2 separate regions of the Homo sapiens genome follow, and region 1 is linked to region 2. A link is a contact called in ENCODE Hi-C or POLR2A ChIA-PET data. All regions are on one chromosome and are shown on one strand. The core of a region is the stretch at or near the end of the contact, and the rest is flanking DNA. Distances in the headings are between cores, read along the strand shown.

Region 1 (7,069 bases), core at 1,832-4,331, 39 kb after region 2:
AGCTTGCAAAATTTTTCTCCCATTTGGTAGGTTGTCTGTTCATTCTGTTGATAGTTTCTTGCTGTACAGAAGATCTTCAGTTTAACCCACTTGTGCTGGAGGTTACAAATTTTTTTGTGTGAAAAATTAGACCTTGGCGATGACCTTGAGTAGCAGGATATAAAAAACCCCACAAGCTTAGTGTTCCAATAATGGAACACTAGGCATAAATAGGTTAATTAGATCCTGTTTGTCAATTTTTGCTTCTGTTGCAGTTGCTTTGCTTTTGGCATCTTTGTCATGAAATCTTTGCCTTTTCCTATGTCCAGAATAGTATTGCCTAAGTTGTCTTCCAGGGTTTTTATAGTTTTGAGTTTTACGTTTAAAGTCTTTAATCCATCTTAATTTTAGCATAGTATGTAGAGAAGGGGTCAAGTTTCAATCTTCTGCATATGGCTAGTCAGTTACACCAGTGCCATTTATTGAATAGGGAGTCCTTTCCCCATTGCTTGCTTTTGTTAGCGTTGTCAAAGATCAGATAGTTGTAGGTGTGTGGCCTTATTTCTGGTTTCTCTGTTCTGTTCCATTGGTATATGTGTCTGGTTTTGTACCAGTACCATGCTGTCTTGTTTACTGTAGCCCTGTAGTATAGTTTGAAGTCAGGTAGCATGATGCCTCTAGATTTTGTTCTTTTTGCTTAGGATTGCATTGGCTATTCAGGCTCTTTTTTTGTTCCATATGAATTTTAAATAGATTTTTCTAGTTCTGTGAAGAATGTCAGTGGTAGTTTACTAAGAATAGCATTGAATCTATATAAATTGCTTTGAGCAGTATGGCCATTTTAATGATATTGATTCTTCATATTCAGGAGCATGGAATTTTTTCCAGTTGTTCATGTCTCTGATTTCTTTGAGCAGTGTTTTGTAGTTCTTGAATAGGTCCTTTACTTATCTTGTTTGTTAGCTGTATTCCTAGTTTTTTTGTTTCTTTCTTTCTTTTTTCACACCGGCTAATTTAAAACATTTTAGAGATGGGATCTCACCAAGTTGCCCAGGCTGGTCTCAAACTCCTGGGCTTAAGTGATGGTCCTCCTGCCTCAGCGTCCCAAAGTGCTACGATTACAGGCATGAGCCACCACGCCCCACCTACACACATGTTAGAATGGCTAAAATCTAAAACACTTACAATGCCAAATGCTGGCAAGGATGTGGAACAAGAAGGACCTTCATTCATTGCTGGTGGGAATGCAAAATAGAACAGCTGCTTCAGAAAGCAGTCTGGCAGTTTCTTACAAAGGTAATCATAGTCTTAGATATGATCCAGCAATTCTGCTCCTAAGTTTTTGTCAAAAACATATGTTCACATAAAAATCTGCACACATGGTTATAGCAGCTTTATTCATTTTTGCCAAAAGTTGGAATCAACCAAGATGTCTTTTACCAGGTGACTGGATAAACTGGTACATTGAGACAATGGAATATTACTCAATGCTAAGAAGAAATGAGTTTTCAAGCCCCCAAAAGACATTGAGGAATCTTAAATACATATTATTAAGTGAAAGAAGTCAGTTTGAATAAGTCTGTATGTTTTATGATTCCAGTTATCTCACATTTTCGAAAAGGCAAAACTATGTACATAGGAAAAAGATAAGTATTGTCTCACATCCATTAGGAGCAAAAGAACAAGGAAAAGAAATGAAAAAGGAAACTAATGACTATTAGTGAGGATGCAGAGAAAGCAGAACCCTTATGCACAGTTGATAGGACTGTAAATGGTTCAACCACTGTGGAAAACAGTATGGCAGTTCCTCAAAAAACTAAAAAGAGAATGATCCAACATTGGATGCAACATTCCACTTCAGTATATATACCCAAAATAATTAAAATCAAAGTCTCTAAAAGAAATTTGCACACACATGTTCATTGCAGCATTATACACGATAGCCAAAAGGTAGAAGAAACCCCAGGTGTTCATCAGTGAATGAAAGGGATAAACAAAATGAAGTATATTCCTTTGATGTAATATTATTCAGCTTTAAAAGGGACACGTGTTACAACACAAATGAACCTTGAGGACGTTGTGCTGAGTGAAATAAGCTGATCACAGAAAGACAAATTCCAAATAATTTCACTTTTATCAGGCATCAAGAGTAGTCAGATTTGGAAACAGAAAGTAGAATTGTGGTTCCCCGGGGTGAGGGGAGGGCAGTTGAGATAGGAGAGAAGGGAGTGGGGAGTTATGTAATGGGGATGGTGTTTCTGTTTTGCGGGGATGAAAAGAGTTCTGGTGGCGATGGTTGCTTAACACTGTAAATGCACTTAAGACTGTGAATTTTATGTTATTTGTATTTTCCTATAATTTAAAGAAGAAAAGATCAATGGTTGCCAGAAAAGTTCAGTGGTTGGGGATGGTGGAGAGGGATATAAGGTAGAACAGAAGGGGTTTTTAGGGTAGTGAAACCCTTCTGTATGATGTTGTGATGGTGAATATGTGACGTGCATTTGACAAAACCCATTTGGTGGAACTATGGAACTAGGAAAAGTTCTCATTGTTTTCCCTATTCATGGTGGGGATTCATTTATGCTAATTGTTTTATCTTCTCTCCATCCTCAAAATTTGTCCTCCTCCTCCTGAGAACAGGTAGCCAGCTTGCAGTAGTAGCAGCTTTATCTTGTGCAGTCATCTGGTTGTCTTATTTTCATCTTCCTTCCCCAGTTCTTTCCCCCTTTCACTGCTGTAAGGCCAAGGTGGATGTGTAGGAAGCAGAGGTATCTCCATTTTCCTTTGGAAACTTTCTGCTTCTTACCAGCTCTACACTTTCCGACATACAATGACCCTTTTTGCTAAAATTTGGATTCTCAGTTTAACAAAAGATTGAGAGAAAATAGTTGTGTCCCTGTCCCTTGACTCTTCCTTTAAAAGATGTTTCCAGTCACCATACTTACCCTCTGAGTTTAGATTTTGCCAAATTGTTGGCAGGGTTTGAAGGCCAGGACGCTCTGTGTGCTGCTATTTCTGGATCTGCCATTGACAGCAACCAGATTACAGTGAAGCCCGTGAACTGACAGTCCAGGGCAAGTGTGCTGTTGCCGTGGGCAGTCCACGATGGGGGCCTCTCCATCCTTCTGAGTTAGGACAGTCATTCCTCCCGAGGTGGCTTGTCCTTTCTGATGATAGATTGAGGGAGACAAGCAGCACATGAGTAGACACACACCTTGCCCGAGCAGTTGGTGCCATTTAACAGTTTCTTCCCACTCTTGACATTTTCATTTTCCTCCTTCACCTCGCTCATCACTAGTTGTTTGCATCTTATTTTCTATACACAGCCGTAATGCAGAATGACAGAACACACACACAAGCTCCATTACTCATTTTCTATGCCGTATTCTACTCAAATTACACAGTGATTTTGCATGAGCTGAGCCATGAAAGGGGCATACGATTTTAATTGTACACTGGCCTTGTGCAGGGCATCATTCAAGATGGACCGAAATTTTCATGAAGCATGGCTGCTTAAAAAAGCAGCAGTGAAATGAAAAGGTGTTGCATTTTTGTTTCGCTCATGCTGGCTTGCACTTGCCTTGTTTATCAAGAAGTCTCTTTCCCAGGGAACAATGAGGATTTTTAAATCACATTCCTGGGGGAAGAACATTGTGTTGTCACCCTTTCATTCTCCCTCCCCTCCCCCAGTTTTACTGAGGTATAACTAGCAAATAAAAATTGTGTATATTTAAGGTGTACATCATGATGTTTCGATACATATATACATTGTGAAATGATTACCACCCCTCACCTCACATAGTTACCTTTTATTATTTGTGGTAAGGAAAGTTAAGATTTACTCTCTCAGCAGATTGCAAGGATACAATACAGTATTATCAGCTGTAGTCACCATGCTGTACATTACATCCCCAGAATTTGTTTATCTTGCACAACTGAAGCTTCATGCCCTTTGACCAGCCTCTCCTGGTCCGTTCATTCTTAAATGCTGTTCTGGGCTCTGGGGTGACTCAATTGTAGAAGCTATACAGCATTTGTCTCTTTTTCTCCAGCATGATCCCTAGAAAGCCTGAGAATCTATTAAAAACATTGTGGCTTCCTAAAATTAAAGTAAATTTATATATATATATATATATATATATATATACATACACACACACACACGCTATAAAAATGAACAACTTTAGTACAAGAGGTAGCAGAATGGTCGGTCACTGATGCAGACGTTTCTCAAGGATTTTAGCTTCAGACTTACATGGAATCAACCAGCCTCTCTACTTCCTTATTTCCATGATACTCAAGTCACCAGCTGTGTTAGGGGTTGCATGTCTGATGCCTTTGATTTTGAGTGCTGCTTTCCCCTCCTTGTAAAGACGTTTTATTCAAGGATGGAAGGTTGGCTCTGAAGCCTAACATAACTTACAGAAAAAGTGCCGCACACAGTGTCTTAACTCAGGTAGGTCCTGGGTTTAATGTTTGACGTAGTAAACAGCTGAGGACATGAGAACATGCTGGGACATGAGAATGTGCTGTTTTTCTCACATGAAGTTTTCCTAGTAAATAGACTGAATGGTGAATGTTAGCAGAAACCATTTCTTTTGGCCGCTTGTTTTGGTTTCTGGCAGTGCTTTTGTGCTGGTCACTGCTCTTACCTCATTCATTCCCCAGTTCTTGTTATCTTTGCTTTAGTCACATTGATGAGATTTCCAACCTTTTAGCTCACCAACCTTGCTTCTGCCTCAGGGCCTTTGCCCTTTCTGTGCATCTGCCTGAAGCTCTCCCCAGTTCTGCAGACAGCTACCATTTCCATATTCAGGTCTTCAGTCAAATTGTCCCTGGTTGCTAATGAGTTCTTATTTGATGACCATATTTAAAATTGCAGGTATACACATGCACATGTATGTACACACACACACACACACACACACACACACACACACACAATCTCCCTTCTCTGCTTTATTTTTTTCACTGACTGTTCTCCATCTTACATACTAAATATTTTCCTATTTTCGTTTGTCTCCTGCTACTAGTATGTGAGTCCATGAATTCAGGAATCCCTCTGCTCTGTATTCTCTGAATTCATTTCTGTGTTCCCAGTCTCCAGAACAATGTCTGGCACTTAGGATATCCATAACTATCTATTGAATAAGTGAATGAATGGTGGCCAGCCTGCCCACACTGTCTACAGCATCACCACAATTCATTTTCCACCTAGGCACTTACCTGCAGTCTAAAGTTATCTTGTTTATTAATGTGTTTCCTTAATTATCACCTGTGTCTCCTTTCCTGAAGTGAAAGGAAGCTCCAAGTGAGGACAGGCCTGGCTTACCTTGCTTAACTGACATTCCAGCACCTACTACAGTGCTTGACAGATAGTAAATGCTCAGTAAACAGCAGTTGGATCAGTGAAGGGCTTGTTCTTCCTGCTTCCCGTCTTCCTAATACAGCAGTTTTATGTCATTCTTCATAGCACTAGCTCCACTGAATATATCTTTTTTATATTCGTGACACATGTTTTCTTTGACCTTTGGGGTGCCTCTGGCAATGAAGACTCAAGTGTCAATGGGTTGATGGGAATCCTGGTGCCAAAAGAAATGGCCCGGTCTGTAAACTTGCTTAATCTAGTGCAGAAGCCTTAGATCTTTCCTAGAAAGTCAGTGATTTTGACTTTCTTGCCTCATTTCAAAGTCATCTGTCATGTGTTCCCACTCTGTTGGGTTCAGAGGGCTCTGTGGACAGTTTGGCTTGAAGATTTCCTCTCCATCCAGCCTTCTGGAGGGTGAAAGTGGACGTGCTACACTTGCTTACAAAAAGGAAAGATGACCATAATGTAGCATTTTCTGGCTGGGTGCAGTGGCTCACACCTGTAATCCCAGCACTTTGGGAGGCTGAGATAGATCACTTGAGGTCAGTAGTTCAAGACCAGCCTGGCCAACATGACAAAAGCCCATCTCTACTAAAAATAAAAAAATCAGCTGGCATGGTGGCGCATGCCTGTAGTCCCAGCTACTTGGGAGGCCAAGACAGCAGAATCGCTTGAACCTTGGAGGCTGAGGTTACAGTGAGTCGAGATCATGCCACTGCATTCCAGCCTGGGTGACAAAGAGAGACAATTTCTCAAAAAAAAAAATAATAAAATAAGTAAAGCAAGCAGTAGAAGTGGGTTTGGTCGATTTATGCTTCAAGAGGTTTTTGTATGGTGGCCCAGGCTGAGAAGCTGAGTGTGATTAAAAATTTTCTTTTGGGGAACCCCTTCCCAAAGTAGGGAAGACAGAGATCTGGAATGTTCCTGCTACCCCTATGGATCTATTCTAGATTCTTTTCCTCAGCCTCCGGGAGTCTGCTGGATTGGGGCCGGTGGGCCACACTCCTAGTTGAGATCAGAAGGTATGTCCTGCTCATGTTTTCCCTGAGTTTCTTCTCTTGGGCCTTAGCAGTGTCCACACAAAACCTCTAGAATGGGCTCTCTTGAGACCATCACAGCCTCCAGAGCCACAGTGTGCTGGTTTAGCGTGGCCTTGGCTGCAGTCAGACGTGGAATTTCTGTTTTGCCTTTTACACACCTACACATGATGAAACCTTGTCTCTACCAAAAAACAGAAAAATTAACTGGGCACGGTGGCGTGTGCCTGTAGTCCCAGCTACTCAGGAGGCTGATGCAGGAGAATCGCTTGAACCTGGGAGATGGAGGTTGCAGTGATACGAGATCACGCCATTGCACTCCAGCCTAGGTGACAGAGCAAGACTCCATCTCAAAAAAGAAAGAAAAAAAAAGCAAAGAAAAGAAAGAACATAGCATTTTCTAACATGACAATGTCAGCTTAGTGACAGGATGAATCACTTCAGGCTACAGCAGAAATATGTTTTGAAGAACAGGACTATCTTTGCACAGGGAAAAATGATGAAGAGGCAAAGCAAAAGATCTGTTCAATTTACAGATTTTTTTAAAAGCTGTTTTTCTTTTCATAAGGAATGATCTTTAGGATCTTTATTGGTCTTTCTAACACTCAGAATATTCATATTACGAGCTAATGTGGCACTGATGTGACTTTTAGAAGCTCCCCTTACAGATGTGGTTAAATTTCTG
Region 2 (7,107 bases), core at 3,522-6,021:
GGAGGGCTCTCAAACTTGGGTACCTATGGTAATTCAGATACAACACCAAGCATCCAACAATCCTGTAAGGATGTTGCATGGAGATTTTGAAGACTGTTCATTTAAAAACTCCCCCAGTCATTCTCTTCTCTCAGCTACTCCATACAATTTAATCCTTAATTATATTTTGTCATGTTCCCCTTTTTCATACAGTAGATGCTCAATAATGATTTCAGTCATATTGTTTCTTGAAATAAATTGAAAATACCGGCCAGGCGCGGTGGCTCACGCCTGTAATCCCAGCAGTTTGGGAGGCCTAGGCAGATGGATCATGAGGTCAGGAGATCAAGACCATCCTGGCCAAAATGCTGAAACCTGATCTCTACTAAAAATACAAAAATTAGCCAGGCATGGTGGCATGTACCTGCAGTCTGAGCTACTCAGGAGACTGAGGCAGGAGAATCAGTTGAATCCAGGAGGTGGAGGTTGCAGTGAGCCAAGATTATGCCACTGCACTACAGCCTGGGTGACAGAGCGAGACTCCGTCTCAAAAAAAAAAAAAATACCCTGAGAGCTGGGACCATGTTGCCTATGCAGTTATCCATCAGTAAATAAACACTTGGTTGATTCCAGTGCAAGGAAAAGGTTGACCCAGTTTGATTAACCTTCTGGGGTCAGCAGATTACTTTTGTCCCTTCCAATTGGTTTAATTCATAATGATTTTTATTTGTATCAGGTAGATAAATTATAATGTTGCATAGATGGAAAATGCTCTGTTGAATGGAAATCTGAATTTTCCTTATAAGGCTTAACATTTATAGTCTTACTGGGCTGCTAGATAGTTATTGGAAAAAAGAGAATGACACGTTCATGACTTAGTGGGGGGATTGCTGATTTGACTCATTTAACAATGGGGTCTGCCGATGGTGCATACATCACAGATAGGAAAAATACTTTTTCTTCCACCCTCTCCAGAATACTTTAGGGTAAGGAGAACCAGAGAACATGTGTTAAATGAATCCAAATCAAACCTACTAGTTATACAAATGATTTAAGCGTTATTGTGGAAATTTACATAAAACTCAGACTCAGCGTAAAACAGTACAAACACCAAGGCCAAATGAGTTACCACAGTAATAAAGTACACACAGGGCAACGTGCCTGTGATATAGGGAAGGCTGTCTTTAAAGTACTTCTGGAATGTCAGTTTCAGAAACTGAAAAAGATGCTAGAAGTTTGATTTTGTGTGATCAAACATCATTTAGAAGCTAAGGAACAGAAGGAATATTAAGGTACCCAAAGAATATTAAGGAACCTAGGAATGTTTGTGTTTGGGGTGATTAGAGCTTCTTGCAAGCTTAGAAGTAGGAAGCTAATGATAAGGGATCATAAAAAGAACAAAATAGATTGTTTTAACTCTGAAGGATTGTCTTTTTCTTTAGAGAAAATTGGATCACTTATAGGCAGCCAATCTGTTTAATAATCTGACTTTTATCATCCCCAACCAAAACATCCAGATGCATTTTGTTGCCTTCCCCTGTCTAATGTGAAATAGTGGTTCAGTATACTGTTCATTTTTCATTAAGAAATTGTCAGCTGCTGTTGACAAACAGGTAATGAGTTTGACACAGGATCGATGTGCTGTCAGTCTTGAGCACAGGCATGTGTTTATCTTGTAAGGTGGCTTTTTGCATGGGCTTAAAGAGTTGTTTTTGACTCCAGGGAACCTATGAATAAACTTCATTCTAATAACGGTTTTACAAGTTTTGTCAAGTTTTTAAGAGAGATGATCAGTTTTTTGAACCGTTTTACTTTTTAGAGGGAGTTTGGAGTTGAGAATTAAACTTTGATACTTCCTGTTGTCCATCCCCTAGCCAACACACACATTATTATAATAACATTTACCGAGTGGCTTTTTTCTGTATGTTAACATTTACATTGATGTTCCCATAGATTATAATTGAGAATTTTTAGGAAGGTTCTTCAAAATCGTTTGTTGCTTAACTCTGATAATTTTTCAATTTGGGCAGCTGGTTTGATTTTGCCTAAAACAAAAACCTCATCATTTAAATACAGTTACTTTAAACAATTAATGTAACAATAAACAAAATTCGGGAACTGTAACAGGAAAAAAAATCACCCATGATCTTATTATCAGTAAAGCACTGTCATCATTTCTATATTTTTCATTCTCTTTTTTTCAAGGATCATGCTTAGTTTTGCATACACACATGGAAGGGCAGGCTGTAGCAGGAAGAGAGACGGGATCACTCGCCCCTTTCTCTTTGGTGGTTGAGGCTTTCTAGCTGAGTGTAGCTGGCTCTCCGAAAGGCCCTGTGTCATGCTACAGAGACTAGGTCCATTCCCCAGTACCTCTCCAGCCTAGTCTCTGAGGAGCCATCCCTGTCATCTGGGAGGCCTCTGCCTTCCTTCTCTGGTACATGGAAGCAGCAGAAGGAACAGGTGCCCTTCTGTCTTCTCTTGAGAAGTCCTCCCCTCCCTTCCTGTAAGGTGGCAGGCCTCAACATTTTTGGCACCAGAGACTAGTTTCATGGAAGACAATTTTTCCACAGATGGGGTGGGGTGGGGATGGTTTGCAGGATGATTCAAGTGCATTACATTTATTGTGCCCTTTATTCCTATTATTACATTGTAATATATAATGAAACAAATATATAACTCACCATAATGCAGAATCAGTGGGAGCCCTGAGCTGGTTTTCCTGCAACTAGACGGTCCCATCTTGGGGTGATAGGAGACAGTGACAGATCATCAGGGATTAGATTCTCATTAGGAGCGTGCAACCTAGATCCCCCGCATACACAGTTCACAATAGGGTGTGCACTCCTATGAGAATCTGACACTGCTGCTGATCTGACAGGAGGTGGAGCTCAGGCAGTAATGCTCGCGAGCCGCCACTCATTTCCTGCTGTGCCGCTAGGTTCCTGACAGGCCGTGACTGGTAGCAGTCCATGGCCTGTGGGTTGTGGACCCCTGATTTAAGGGACATCAGGAAAGTCCAGCTGGGTTCCTGTTAGGATGCTGGTTTTTTAGACAGGGTCTCACTCTGTTGCCAAGGCTGGAGTGTGGTGGTGCCATCACTGCTCACTGCGGCCTTGACCTCTTGGTCAAGGCTGTGATCTTCCTGCCTCAGCCTCCTGAGTACATGGACTACAGGCATAGTGCCACCACACCCTGCTAATTTTTAAAATTTTTGTTGAGTTGGGGGTCTCACAGTGTTGCCCTTGGGGTCTTGAACTTCTGGGCCCAAGGTATGCTCCTGCCTCAGCCTCCCAGAGTGCACCCAAACGTGGTGTTTCAGACATGCCACAATGCTCCACTGCAGATCTCACTCCACACCTGACCAGGGGAGCAGCCCAAGGTCTTGGGATCACTCACCCCTTTCTCTTTGGTGGTTGTGGCTCTCTAGCTGAGTGTTGCTGGTTCTCAGAAAGGCCCAGTGTTGTGCGGCAGAGACTGGGTCCATTCCCCACTACCAGCCCGGGCACCCCTCACTCGTGGGCCCGCCTCTTTCCTCTTTGTCTCCCATCCCTGGCTTGGTTTCCTGGAAGAATGCCTTGAGAGAAGCTGCAGCCAGTTTGTGCTGGTGAGGAAAGCATAGTTTTCAGAAGCTTGTCCTCTGGTCCCCATCCTGCCTGTCTTCCCACTTGGGGTGGGAGGCCTGGGGAGATCTGCCTGTTCTCACTCGCATGGCCAAGCTGATCCTGGTGTCTGTTGTTTGTCTGGCCTGCTCTCCTGGCCAGCGCCCAGGATGTGCTTCCTTAGTGCTTCCACATGTGAGTGGCTGGGCTGGGGTGGGTTAGTCGAGGTTGTTCTCACTGTCAGCACCTCTCTGATCAAACAGAAGTACAGAGAGGGAGGTTCTGCATTCACAAAAAATCAGAAGGGTATTAAACGTAATATGTTTGAGTAGATGCCTTAGAAATAGAATTCACAGCAGAATGCCCTCTTTCCAGTAGAGAATAATTCAGGACCCCATACTGTAGCATGGTGGAGCATGTTTGGAAGTCACCCATCCCCATTATCAGTGGAAGTGCCGAGATCATTATTCTGAGCACAGGATCTTTTTCTAAGAGGATTTTATGGTTTTAAAGGGAGTTTGGAAAAGGGACATTTGGGAAGCTTGAAGTGATGGGACAGAAATATCGATTTGTAGGTTGAATAATTAGACTCCTCCTCGATGTTCAGGTCTTGCTGCAGTGTCCCCTGCTTGATGATTTTCTAGTGGCTGCAATATATGACCATTATACATTGCAGAAGTTATAGTTATTTGTTTAAACACCTTTCTCCTCTGTTAATCTGTAAGCTCTTTAAAGGCATAACCTCCCCTTTTTCTTTTATTTCCCTGGAGCAACTATTATACATACAATAAAGATTTATTGAAATGAGTCAGATAGTGTCTTCTTATTTTTGGGAAAAAACATAGTTTTCCAGAGTAAATTTAGAAGTTATTTGCTTAATTGAAAAAATATAATCCTTAATCAAAAAACTTAATTTTAAAGAGGGTTTGCACCAAGCTTAAACACTGGTGTGTGTGTGTAAATATGCATTTTTAAATGTAATATATGTGTTTCTTTCTCCTTTCCGCTGGTATAAGCATTTCGTGAGAAGAGGATAATCATCAACCGCTTGAGTTAATCTGGGGGAATGTCTGGGAAGTGGGAAGTTGAGGAATGCCGCATTGTTGAATACATTGAGAGCATTTCTGGTTTCAATTTGGTTTACCTACTCTTGGTCTGGGAGATCTGGAATGCTGCCCTGGACTTTCGGTTTTGTGTGAATTGGCTCTGAGGAAAAGGATTGCTAGAATTAGCTGTTGGAATGAGGAGCGGCAGAGACTGGGCTCTTGAGAAGCGAGTGGACTGGAATCTGTTCTCTGAGATGTTGCCTTGAATCTGACTTGTTGATGACAGACCCATATTGGAAATATTATTCCACTGTTAATAAGAACATTTTATTTTCACATGCAACTTGTTAAATATGTAGCCAAAAATCCTGAAACAAAACAAACCCCCTCTCCACTCAAAAAACTTTTCTGGAAGTGGTTACTTAATAGTGCACATTTCAATAGACCGTTGAATGAAACACTAAGATAAAGAAAATGTTCCCTGAGGGAAGAGTCCTGAGTTAATGGCTTAGAAAGGTGTTGTAATCAACTAAGTTTTCATGCCTCTTTCTTCTTCTCATTACTGCCATTTCCCTTATTCTGATTTACTGATTATTTTTTTGAATAATACATTTTAAAAGAGTATTTGTTTCTCTCACTTTAACTCAGATTTATCACAGTTTGAAACTTCTATTTAGTATAGTAATAAAATTAGTTTTAGTAGGAGTAGTAAATTGAGGATGTGACAAGTGAATAAATTACTGAAGGCTCAAAACAAAAAGCAATACAAAAAACCTGAAAGGAAAAAAACCCAAAAATAAATCCCCAAACCTGTTTGCCCACATCTACTATCTTTCAGAACCAAGTAAGAATCTCAGTTCTGCAGCACCTTTCCTCGTTCTTCTTTTCATAGTTTGTACCCTTTGATTTGTGATGCCTTTTACTTCACCCCAAACCCCCGTGACATTTAAGATGCGTGCTATACAAAATACGGTTCCTGGCTAACCAGCACCATAACGCTTGTTAAGCTTTTTCTATTCTGCAGAGGCGATAGCTCTGAAATATAGAAGTGATTGCATTAAATCCTTGGCTGGCAATTTTGTGTGGGATTGGGTATTGAAATGCAGCAAAGCAAATAATGAAGGCATATGTTTACCTATAATTCTTTTTTACCTTGGGAGAAGGATTAAATAGGAACAGTTTGGTTGTTGTCAAATTCTTAACAGTTGCTTTCAAGCATGAAACAGTCCCCGGGCTCTCGGAGGATTTACTTAGCAGTTTGAATAGAGAGGTCTTTACTGCTAATGGAACTGAGATGGCAGGCTTAAGCAATGGGGTGCTTTATAGCCTCTTTAGCCACTTGAGAAGATGTAACATCAAATAGCTGAAACCATCCTGATCTCCATTGGTGTTTAGGAAGTTGTGCAAAGATTGGTGAATAAATAATTCAGGGTTGTATGAATGTCTGGATGCCAGGAATGTTGAGAGTATCTAAAAGCTTGATTCACAGAGGATTTAGTTCTGGGAGAAACTCTGGAGCCCCTCCTTGAGCTTGGCACCAGGGAACATTTACAGATGATGACATTTTCTAAGAAAGAAAGAACTTTCACTTGGGATTGACTGGGCTTTGTAAAGCAACATTTCACTGGGGACTCCAGTCCCGGAAAAGTCTTATTTGTAAAATAAAGAATATTTTCAGTACAGATGGTTGGCAGTTGCTGCTGTGTGTGTGTGAATGTGTGTGTGTTTAAAATACAGGATGGTGATGATTATTTAGGGTCTTAAATAACCATTTAAGTTCTGTACTATTTAATGGTTAAGCTTTAAGAAATCACTTGTTGAAGACACAGGGGAGAAGTAGTCACAGTTTGTCTGTTGAAGCTTCTGCTTCACGCTCTCGTCATCTGTTTCAGACCTTAGTAAAGACGTCCCGAATGTGTTGTCCAATGAACAGGTGGGCAGCAGGTGTTGGGGACCCACTGGATATATGAATATTCACAAATATTCGGACTCTCCTCCTGCGCATAGAGTAGATAGCAGTTCCCTGTTCATTTGGACATAGGCGTGACCATATGACTTGCTTTGGCCAATTAAATGTCACTTCTGAGCAGAAGCAGGAAAGCTCGTGCTTGTTTCACCACATCCTGTGCCATGGAAACTTGCAGTTGATTCTTCAGCCCCAGGGTGAGGATGACTTGGAAAAGAGCTCCCAGCTGATGGCCAGTGGGCATGGAGGGTGCACAAGAAGTGATATGTTCCTTGATATTTTGTGATTGTTACTGCAGCATGACTTAGCCTGCCCCGATGCATACAACCTATAAAGTACTAGATTTTTCTCTAGGAGAAAACCACTCAGGCGGTCCATGGGTGTTTCCCTACCTTAGGCTGAATAGAGAACTTCCCATGGTGATGTGGTGGACAGGAGTTAGGGCAGAGAAACCGCTGGCTGCTACACAGGAACCACTGTACCAGGCATTGGCCTTTCTCCTTTGTTTCTTGTT

Evidence for each region. A loop is a pair of places that touch in the nucleus more often than their neighbours do. ChIA-PET counts read pairs that join two places held with the same protein, here RNA polymerase II (POLR2A). Pooled maps may share reads with other maps.
Region 1: a map of heart right ventricle shows a loop between it and region 2 (2.0-fold over the local background). The contact joins two enhancer-like sites. A Hi-C loop is called at or near these places in 8 of 168 maps with a recorded cell type or tissue (HCT116, OCI-LY7, Right ventricle myocardium inferior and 5 more) and 3 of 50 pooled maps. POLR2A ChIA-PET finds 5 or more read pairs at or near these places in 5 of 52 experiments (HEK293T, HepG2, Panc1 and 2 more).

Annotation. Positions count from the first base shown.
Region 1 is chr18:7,654,235-7,661,303 of GRCh38, forward strand. All of the region lies in intron 1 of PTPRM (protein tyrosine phosphatase receptor type M), which reads left to right. Among named protein-coding and RNA genes, the nearest start is that of PTPRM, 90 kb to the left of the region's middle. Within about 2 kb of position 3,082, at least 2 of the 41 ENCODE cell types and tissues checked have a DNase peak (open chromatin) inside an H3K27ac peak, as active enhancers do; they include heart right ventricle, where a contact is called at or near this core.
Region 2 is chr18:7,613,145-7,620,251 of GRCh38, forward strand. The region is part of intron 1 of PTPRM (protein tyrosine phosphatase receptor type M); the gene reads left to right. Among named protein-coding and RNA genes, the nearest start is that of PTPRM, 49 kb to the left of the region's middle. Within about 2 kb of position 4,772, at least 11 of the 41 ENCODE cell types and tissues checked have a DNase peak (open chromatin) inside an H3K27ac peak, as active enhancers do; they include heart right ventricle, where a contact is called at or near this core.